2 separate regions of the Homo sapiens genome follow, and region 2 is linked to region 1. A link is an interaction called in ENCODE POLR2A ChIA-PET data of the cell type or tissue named here. Cell type or tissue: PC-9. All regions are shown on one strand.

The links. Peaks named below come from ENCODE experiments on the same cell type or tissue, not always from the same donor. Only the 100,000 strongest peaks of a DNase experiment are listed, where the experiment ranks them.
Region 2: POLR2A ChIA-PET joins it to region 1 with 8 read pairs; 2 of 35 experiments call an interaction of 5 or more read pairs at or near these places.

What each region holds. Positions count from the first base shown.
Region 1 is chr17:38,956,249-38,961,248 of GRCh38, reverse strand. FBXO47 (F-box protein 47) reads left to right here. Exons shown (of 11, transcript NM_001008777.3): 4 at 3,996-4,072. Among named protein-coding and RNA genes, the nearest start is that of FBXO47, 8.7 kb to the left of the region's middle. In PC-9, no CTCF peak of the experiment used is centred here; a DNase peak (open chromatin) is centred at 2,758; H3K27ac peaks cover 537 bases.
Region 2 is chr17:39,575,099-39,580,098 of GRCh38, reverse strand. No RefSeq gene overlaps it. Among named protein-coding and RNA genes, the nearest start is that of NEUROD2, 30 kb to the left of the region's middle. RefSeq lists an enhancer at 4,969-5,000. In PC-9, a CTCF peak has its summit at 3,710 (motif pointing right); no DNase peak of the experiment used is centred here; H3K27me3 peaks cover 1,047 bases.

The DNA.
Region 1 (5,000 bases):
AATTCATCAAAGCATGGCAATAAAACCAAATGTCAAGATGGTGTGATTTAAATAAAGGCATAACAGTAAGTTAAGTGAATACTGCCTTTTAGTAGCCCAAGGATGCTTAGATTTAAGATATTAGGAATATGTGGATATGTAAATATATCAAAATGTATTTGATGATTACCTGTTTATTTAATAAGACCAAATGAAAGAAAAGTATCTGATCTGATTACAGTGTTGTTGGTTTCAGTATTTATGATTAGGCTTAGTAAAGCCTGTAACAGAATATGGAAACTACTTTTTCCTACTTCTCATTATAAATATAATTTTTCGGCTGGCTGCGGTGGTTCACACCTGTAATCTCAGCACTTTGAGAGGCCGAGGCAGGCAGATCACCTGAGGTCAGGAGTTCAAGACTACTCTGGCCAACATGGTGAAACCCTGTCTCTACTAAAGATACAAAAATTAGCCGGGCATGGTGGCACATGCCTGTATTCTCAGCTACTTAGGAGGCTGAGGCAGGAGAATTGCTTGAACCCAGGAGATGGAGGTTGCAGTGAGCCGAGGTCACGCCACTGCACTCCAGCCTAGGTGACAAAGCGAAACTCCATCTCAAAAAAAAAAAAAAAAAAAGAGAAAGAATTATTTTTAATTCATCGTTAGTTGTAGAGGAAGTGGTACCTGGGTAACACAGTGGAGCTTATACTTTGGTTTTGATCTGAAAGAAATTTTTCTCCCTGATCAAGTCTCAATTGCTTAAACTAACAAAAACACTAAGACAATTATATGTATAATTCAGTAAAAAGTACAAATATGTATTGATCTTAATTGCTTTTTTAAATGGTTTTATTCATGTAAGGATTTCAACTTTCTATTTAATTTTGATGCAAACACTTGGTTTATGACTAATTCTTTAAGTAAATGTTTGATATACTTACCATTTTCTCATATCGTCATTCTTACCTGATCTATTATTGTTTTCACTATTTTTTTTTTTGAGATGGGATCTTGCAGTGTTGCCCAGGCTGGCCCGTACTCCTGGGCACAATCGATCCTCCTGCCTCAGCCTCCTGAGTATCTGAAACTACAGGCATGTGTGACTGCATCCAGCCTTATTTTCAGACATTAAAATAAGATTTTCAGAATGCTGTGCTTTGGGCCGGGCGCAGTGGCTCATGCCTGTAATCCCAGCACTTTGGAAAGCTGAGGTGGGAGGATCGCTTGAGCCCAGGAGTTCAAGACCAGCCTGGGTAACATAGGGAGATCCCCATTTATACAAAAAATTAAAAAATTATCTGGGCATGGCGGCCCAGCTGAAAGCTGAAAAAAATCATGAGGTTCAGGCATATATTTTCCTACCATATATCTTATTTTTAGTTTGAGGACATTTGCCCTCATAGGAATGTTAACAGTGTATTGCCATTTTAGGAAAATAGAATGTTTAAAGTTAGAGGAAACAAATTAGAGGACAAAACCTGTTGTCCCAGCTACTCAGGATGCTGAGGTGGGAGGGTTACTTGAGCCGCAGAGGTTGAGGCTGAAGTGAGTCAATTGTGAAAATGCACTCCGGCCTTGGCAACAGAGTGAGACCCTGTCTCATATTCATACACACACACACACACACACACACACACACACAATGCTTTGAAGAATAATTTTCTTTTTTTTTTTTTTTTTTTTTTTTGAGGCAGAGTCTCACTCTGTTGCCCAGACTGGAGTGCAATGGCACAGCCTCGGCTCACTGCAACCTCTGCCTCCTGGGTTCAAGCGATTCTCATGCCTCAGCATCTCCAGTAACTGGGATTACAGGCATGCACCACCATGTCTAACTAATTTTTGTATTAGTAGAGACAGGGTTTCACTATGTTGGCCAGGCTGGTCTCGAACTCCTGTCCTCAAGTGATCTGCCCTCCTCAGCCTCTCAAAGTGCTGGGATTACAGGAGTGAGCCACCGTACTCGGCCAATTATAAATTTTAATTTGTTTCTTCACATAAAACAGAGCAGATGGCCAATGTGGAAAGAACATTACATCTGACTCTATTTAGGGAAGAACTTTAAAAAAGTTAGTCTCTAAAGGGTATAGCAGAGCACCTGTGGTTGTTTTTTTTTTTTAAACAGCCAGTATTGGGTTTTATGGTAAGTTGTAATCCTTAAAAATAGGAGTTTTATATTAGGCAGTCAGCATACCAAAATAAGGCTGGATGCAGTCACACATGCCTGTAGTCCCAGATACTCAGGAGGCTGAGGCAGGAGGATCAATTGTGCCCAGGAGTAGAATTCTAAGAATTAATGCCTGGAATTCCTTAGTTATTATATGCTGTGAAACTGGATACCAATGTATGAAGGGAAAGAACTCAGCTTAAAAACCAAACACTGAAAAATGTCTTTTTTTTCCCTTAGTTGTCAAGTATGAAAAATGTCTTTTTATATACAAAAATAAAGAGGGTTTTTGTTTAAAACAATTCTGTTCATGTGTTACTCAAACATAGCAACTTCTAAAAATAAGTTAGACTCCTGTAGATTCTTCAGAATTATATAAAGTAATTATAATATGTAAAAAAGTAAATAGAAGATGAAAGCTGAAAAAAGTCATAAGGTTCAGGTATGTATTTTCCTACCATATATCTTATTTTTAGTTTGAGGACATTTGCCCTCATAGGAATGTTAACAATGTATGGCCATTTTAGGAAAATAGAACGTTTAAAGTTAGAGGAAACAAATCATACACTTCCTGTCACTGTAGCTCAAGTTACACATCTCACTGAGAAATTGAGGAGTTTTTTTTTTTTTCTTTTTAAAGTATCTGTACACAAAATCTTATACATTCTTAACATGCAAGTCCCATAAAAGGATATCTTAGAAGGAAGAGATGGATATTTCATCCTAACTGGATACTTTCTGTGGGGAAAAAAAAAATCTAGCTTCTGAAATTTTAAGTACTTATGACTTAAATTTTTGTATTTGGAGAGAGGGATACACAACCTGTTTTCTCGGCCCAACGCAATTTATTCCCAGTGCTTTGGGAGGTCAAGGTGGAAGGATTACTTGAGCCCAGGAATTCGAGACCAGCCTGGGCAACAAAGCAAGACCCTGTCTCTACAAAAAAAATGTTTTTTAAAAATTGGCTGGGCTTGGGCCGGGCATGGTGGTTCACACCTGTAATCCCAGAACTTTGGGAGGCCGAGGCAGGCGGATCATGAGGTCAAGAGATCGAGACCATCCTGGCCAACATGGTGAAACCTCGTCACTAAAAATACATAAATTAGCTGGGCGTGGTGGTGTGCACTTGTAGTCCCAGCTACTCGGGAGGCTGAGGCAGGAGAATCACTTGAACCTGGGAGGTGGAGGTTGCAGTGAGCGGAGATCACGCCACTGCACTTCATCCTGGCAACAGAACGAGACTCTGTATCAAGAAAAATAAAATAAAATTAGCTGGGCTTGGTGGCACACACGAGGATCACTGGAGCCCACAAGGTCGAGACTGCAGTGAGCCATGATGGCATGCCACTGCACTTCAGCCTGGGCGACAGAGTAAGACCTTGTCTCAAAAAAAAAAAAAAAAAAGAAAAATCAGTTTTCTCATTCTTTCCATGTTTTAGATTAACAACTCTTAAAACATATTCCTTTGTGGACATGAGGTTAATTTCAAGAGATATTGAAATCTGTTTTCTGTGGAATAAAGACAAAATAAAATTTCTCTAGTGTGTCTTTGTCTTATTGTATCTTTTATACTCTATGTATTTTTCCATGTGTCCTATAGTAGCAATTTAACAATTTTTTGCAAGATTTTATGCCAAGGCCTCTTAGATGAGCATCAGAGTCACTTGGTAAATACCATAAATGGAAAGTGTTTTGCACCCTTCCTCCCAAACTTTCTCTTAGAAATCATATCAACTCATAGTCCACTGTGATATACCATACTTGACTTTCAGGAAACATTATTCTGTGCTCTATTGATGTTCTTAATTGTATTGTTGTCATTTTTTCTTATGTCTCTTTACTTTCTTAGGTCTACTGTTTAAAAGATGCACATTGCTGCTACCCACCAAGGAAAGGCTAAAATACATTCACAAGATACTCACAGAAGTAAGATCATACTTCTAAATTAGTTTACAATCTTGATTTCCAGTAAAGATATTTTATTATTATCTTATGCTCATTTTACTCTATATTAGTAGAATTTCATGAATTAGCACTAAAAAATTGATTTATTATAATCTAATACTTTACCAAGTACTTCGAGATTATATAATGTCAAAATGTAGTAATCTTTCACTTGTTTATAAAACAATTTTCATATATAACTAAGCACATCATTCAAGTTTATTAGGTTTGTCAGAGTATAAAGTATATTTTACACCACATACAAATCCTGAGGAAGTTTTAAAGTAGTGATGTAGATATTGTATTAAAGTGAAATAATTTCTGAATTTTGAAATTTTATTGTTTAAATGTATAGAAACATGGGAAAGTATTTTAATATATAAAATGACAAACATTTTATGATAATAGACTTGGAAATGTGTATTAATATGTTTGGGCATAGTCTCTTTATAAGACTCAATTTTATATACAAATCCAAGCATATGTCCAACTCTTGATGGTTCAGTTCTACACTCAGTGGTATCTGCTGTTTCTGATACACTGACTTTTTCTTTTTTTTTTTTTTTTGTTGAGACAGAGTCTCGCTCTTGTCACCCAGGCTGGAGTGCAGCAGCATGATCTTGGCTCACTGCAACCTCCACCTCCTGGGTTCAAGCTATTCTCCTGTCTCAGCCTCCTGAGTAGCTGGGATTACAGGCACCCACCACCACACCTGGCTAAGTTTTGTACTTTTAGTAGAGATGAGGTTTTGCCCTGTTGAACAGTCTGGTCTCGAACTCCTGACCTCAGGTGATCTGCCCACCTTGGCCTCCCAAAGTGCTGGGATTACAGGTATGAGCCACCTTGCCCAGCCAATTTTTTCATGTCAGCATTTGCATTGAGTTCTGGTCTATATTATTATAGCAGCTTC
Region 2 (5,000 bases), 620 kb before region 1:
GTAATGCTTTGTTGAGGACAAAAACAACTTTTCTGGAGGTGAAACTGAGGAGTAGCTGAGACTCAAACTGCCCAAGGCCCCAATATACCCCTCTCCCTAGGGTTTGTCTGCAGCCTAGGGCCAATTCAGCAACCTCTCCCCTCTCCTGGGCCCACTGCCAGCCCCTCCACCCATTTCCCCCACCCATTGCCACTGAAAGACAATGGTGGGCAGGCCCGGCCTTTGTGAGAGAGGTCAGGCCAGTTAATCTTGGGCTGGCTTGGGGAGGGGCATGTAGGGGGACCAGAGGAAGGGAGTGGGGGCTGCATGCGGCGGGGGAGGAGGGGTTGGTGGGTGGACAGACAACAGTGAGTTGGTAAGAGGACGTTGGAGGCAGGGGGCCTGAGAAGTAAAAGCTTGAAACAGGCTTTGGGGAGCATTTCCTCCGAATGTAGATTTGAGCTCCTATTAAACTTGCCAAAAATTTGTGTTAGCTAATGGATTCTTAATTCTGTCTAAAATGAGAGAGGGAAAATTATGCCATTCATCTTGTATTGGTTTGAAATTACATCTGACACCTAATCGATCATACTGTGGAACATTAACTCTTTGGAAGAGACCCAACTTTTTCTCTCTCCCTCGCTTTCCAGGGCTCTGGAGCCACCCCCCACCCCTGATTCCTTCTTTTGTATTTCATTAACTAAGCAAAGCTCTGGCTGTCTCTGGGGGTGAGGGGGTGGGAGTTGGGGAAAGGGTTCATTTGAACTGAGGAAGATAACCAGGCCCCCGAATGCTCTACCTATAGTCAGAGTCCACATTTCCAACCTTCAATTGACCTCCTCTCTCCTTCTGTTTTTCCCAAGCATTCGGAGATGTAGAAATGCAGAATGGAGGCACTGGGGTGTGGGGTGACCTCAGAGCCACCTTGGGGGCACCAGGGAGAGGGTGGGAGCCAGGCAAAGCAGTGCTGGCACCTGGGGCTAGGGCAGGGGCCATGGTGGTGGGGGCTCACCTGCGACTTGCCTGGCAGATGGGTGAGGAGGAGGAAGGCAGATGACAATAGCTTTGCCTCTGGGGATCCTGATGAGCTCCAACTGAAAACCCCAACCCCAGACCTGCTTTTCCAGGAGGAGGACTTTTTGGCAGCAGGGAGAACCCAATGGAGGCCGACAGACCTGGGCTAGGATTCTGGCTTCACTCCTGACAAGCTGTGTGACCTTGGGCAAGTTATATAAGGCCTCTGAGTCTCAGTTTCCTTCTCTGTCAGAGCAGAATAATAATGCCACAGCACAGCGCTGGGCTGAGGGCTAAATGACATAATCTATGTAAAACTGGGACAGAGCCTGGCACACAGTAGATGCCCAGTAAAGGTGACAAGTCAGAATCCAGATCTCCAGGACCTCTCCCTGCTTCTGAGCGTCCCCCATTCCCCCTCATTCCCCTTCCTCTCTCCGACTTCCCACTGCCTGACCCTTCCTTCAATGTAGATCAAGGGCTGAGAAGCCACAAGATGGGAAGGAAGGAGGCCTGGGCCCCTGGGTCTCTGCAGGGACCATGGCCCTCCTCCTCCCTAGAGCTATTCTGTCTCCTCCAAGTTTTGGGGGTTGTCTCCTGCATGGAGGGCCCTCTCAGCAATCCCCAACCTGCCTAGAAGGTGGAGTCTCTTGAGGAAGGGAAGCTCTAGGAGGTGAGACCAAGAGGGGGCCTCCAGCTGGGAGAGAGCCACTTGCTTTTACTAGGGCGCCTCTGACCTCTGCCTGTGGTTCCAAAGGGCTCCTGTCTCTAATTTGGACATCCCATAATTTTACAGGAGAGCAGTGGATTGGGCTAGGAGTGGGGCTTGACTATCAAGAGCAAGAAAGAGCAAAGGGAAATAGGTGGGAGTGAGAGAGGAGGGGGCAGGGACATCACCCCCACCTCTATTTCCCAGGAGACACCATGGCTTCTCCCTTAGGTTGGCTTTGGACACTAGGGGAAGAGAAGGTTCCTAGTCCCTCCAGCTCCTCATGAAGGGGGTCATCATGGAAGGAATGTGGCATGCAGCTGACCTCTGGTACAGGACAGCAAGAGGAAGCTGAGATGCCTCTTTCATAAAAATTTGGGCAGCTGCTGGGCGCAGTGGCTCATGCCTGTAATCCTAACTTGGGAGGCCAAGTTGGGTGGACTGCTGAGCTCAGGAGTTCAAGACCAAGCTTGGCAACACGGTGAAACCCCCTCTCTACTAAAATACAAAAAAATGGCCGGGTGCCATGGCTCACGCCTGTAATCCCAACTCTTGGGGAGACCAAGGTGGGTGGATCACCTGAGGTCAGGAGTTCCAGACCAGCCTGGCCAACATGGTGAAACCCCGTCTCTACTAAAAATACAAAAATTAGCTGGGCGTGGTGGTCTGCACCTGTAATCCCAGCTACCCAGGAGGCTGAGGCAGGAGAATCGCTGGAACCTGGGAGGCAGAGGCTGCAGTGAGCCGAGATTGTGCCACTGCACTCCAGCCTGGGTGATAGAGCAAGGCTCTGTCTCAAAATAAATAAATAAATAAATAGGACCAGGCACGATGGCTCATGCCTGTAATCCCAGCACTTTGGGAGGCCAAGGCAGGCAGATCACGAGGTCAAGATAAAGACCATCCTGGCCATCATGGTGAAACCCCATCTCTACTAAAAATACAAAAATTAGCTGGGCGTGGTGGCGGGCGCCTGTAGTCCCAGCTTCTTGGGAGGCTGAGGCAGGAGAATCGCTTGAACCCGGGAGGCAGAGGTTGCCGTGAACCAAGATTGTGCCACTACATTCCAGCCTGGCGACAGAGCGAGACTCCATCTAAAAATAAATAAATAAAAATAAAATAAAATACAAAAAATTAGCCGAGTGTGGCAGCGTGCACCTGTAGTCTCAGCTATTTGGGAGGCTGAGGGCTGAGGCAGAATTGCTAGAACCCAGGAGGTGGAGGTTGCAGTGAGCCAAGATCACGCCACCGCACTCCAGCCTGGGTAACAGAGCAAGACTCCATCTCTACAAAAAAAAAAAAAAAATTTGGGGCAGCTTTAGACCCTCTTAGCACAGACTTCACCCTCTTAGCACAGACTTCACTCTCAAAAGGCACCTACAAATGCCTGAATGAATGCATGGGCAGGTGAAGGGCCCTGGCTCATTCAAGGTCGCTGTAGAATTCCTAGAGTCAAGGTCACTCTAGGAATTATAAGCTTCTATTAGTTATCTGTCCTAAGTATAGGAAAGAATGGCCTAGAATGCCCCAACTATATTCCTGGACTTTGTGGAGGAGGCCCAATGTAGAGACCAGGAATGATGAAAAAATTTCATTTTACAGAGGAGGAACTTAGGACTCAGAAAGGGAGGTATAACAGGCCAGAGCCACGGGGTAAGTCAGGAAGCTCAGAACTGGGGCCTCTGACTCTCAGTCCAGTGCTCTTCTTCACCTGCATCATGAATCTGAAGGAACATTTTCAGCCACTTGTCCAGTCCCAGGAGAGCCTACAAGGGGCTGGAGTTTTGGGAGGCAGTGGGAGAGTTGCTCCAAGAGGCTTTTCCTGAGGAGAAAGGAACAGAGGGGCTGGGGAGGCTTCTTAACTCCCTCTCCTGCCTCAACACACACATTGACACACAACGGCAGAAATTTTATTTCCAAATGTCCCTTCTCTGGGGAGCTCGCTGTTTCCCAGGAGACGCCGGGTAGAGATGCCCCTTCCTGCCAGCCTCCCTGGCAGCCACTAGGCGGCTGTGGCTTCATCTTTTGCCTGGAGACGCCACAGTGAGGGTCCCACATGGTTTGTATTAATAGGAAGTGGAGCTGAGGGCTATAGGCGCTGAAGATAGGGCAGGCCAGCCAGGGATGGGTGGGCAGACAGGCCAGTGGGTAGACTAAGGCAGCCACACACAGGGCCACACTGAACAAAGGTCCTGGGCAGCTTTGCAAACCTAGATACATGAGCTAACCTGATTCTGGCTACTGGCAAACTGGAAGTATTTTTATTGTGTTTTCCCTTTGAATATAAAGATACTGGATGACTGGTGTAAAAATAGGGAATTCCAACAAAAGGGAATGAACAAAAGCCCCAGACTCAAATTTTAGGATGTCTTTTCCCGTAGGAAATGAATTAGCCTCTGACAGAAGTCTAGGGGAAGAGTCTGCTGTACTCAGGAAGGACAGGAGGAAGCATCATGACACTGTGGAATGCTCTAGAATCTGGGAGGTGTCCCTGCACCGACCCCTAGTATTGGAGAGCCTGCTGTGTGCATTGGTCTGTTGTCCCCAGATCAGTAGTTTCACAGTGGGGTTTTATTTCTTGAGATGGAGTCTCACTCTGTCACCCAGGCTGCAGTGTGCAGTGGCACGATCTCAGCTCTCTGCAACCTCTGCCTCCCGGGTTCAAGTGATTCTCGTGCCTCAGCCTCCTGAGTAGCTGGGATTACAGGTGCGCACCACCATGCCTGGCTACTTTTTGTATTTTTAGTAGAGACGAGGTTTCACCATGTTGGCCAGGCTGGTCTTCAACTCCTGACCTCAGGCGATCTGCCCACCTCGGCCTCCCAAAGTCCTGGGATTACAGGCATTAGCCACCGAGCCCGGCCTCAGTGGAGTTCTTTCCATCCTGTGTTTTTTCCATACTCCCAACCTGCTGGGTGCACCATGCTGCCCTGCTGTTGTCACCCAGTCAATGTGGGTTGCAAGAATAATGAATTTACAGAAGAGGAAACAGGCCCTGAGATAGACACTGAAGTTGCCAGAGAGGCTCAGATCACATTCACAAGCATGACAGGTATACATTAAACGGCCTCAAATTCTCCACCAGTTCCCTCTTTCCCAGGGCTGAGAGGGATCAAAGGTTGGAGTCTATGGAAGAAACTTCCCAGGTCTGGCCCTTGGACAGGACAGGGGCAAGGCACGAGAGGGAGACTGTCAGGGATTGTGGGAAGAGAGGACCCAAGGAGAGAAGGACAGTAGTAGAGAGCCTGGTGTAAACCTAGATATTGAATCCGTGCAATGCCAATGAGGTAAAGAGCAG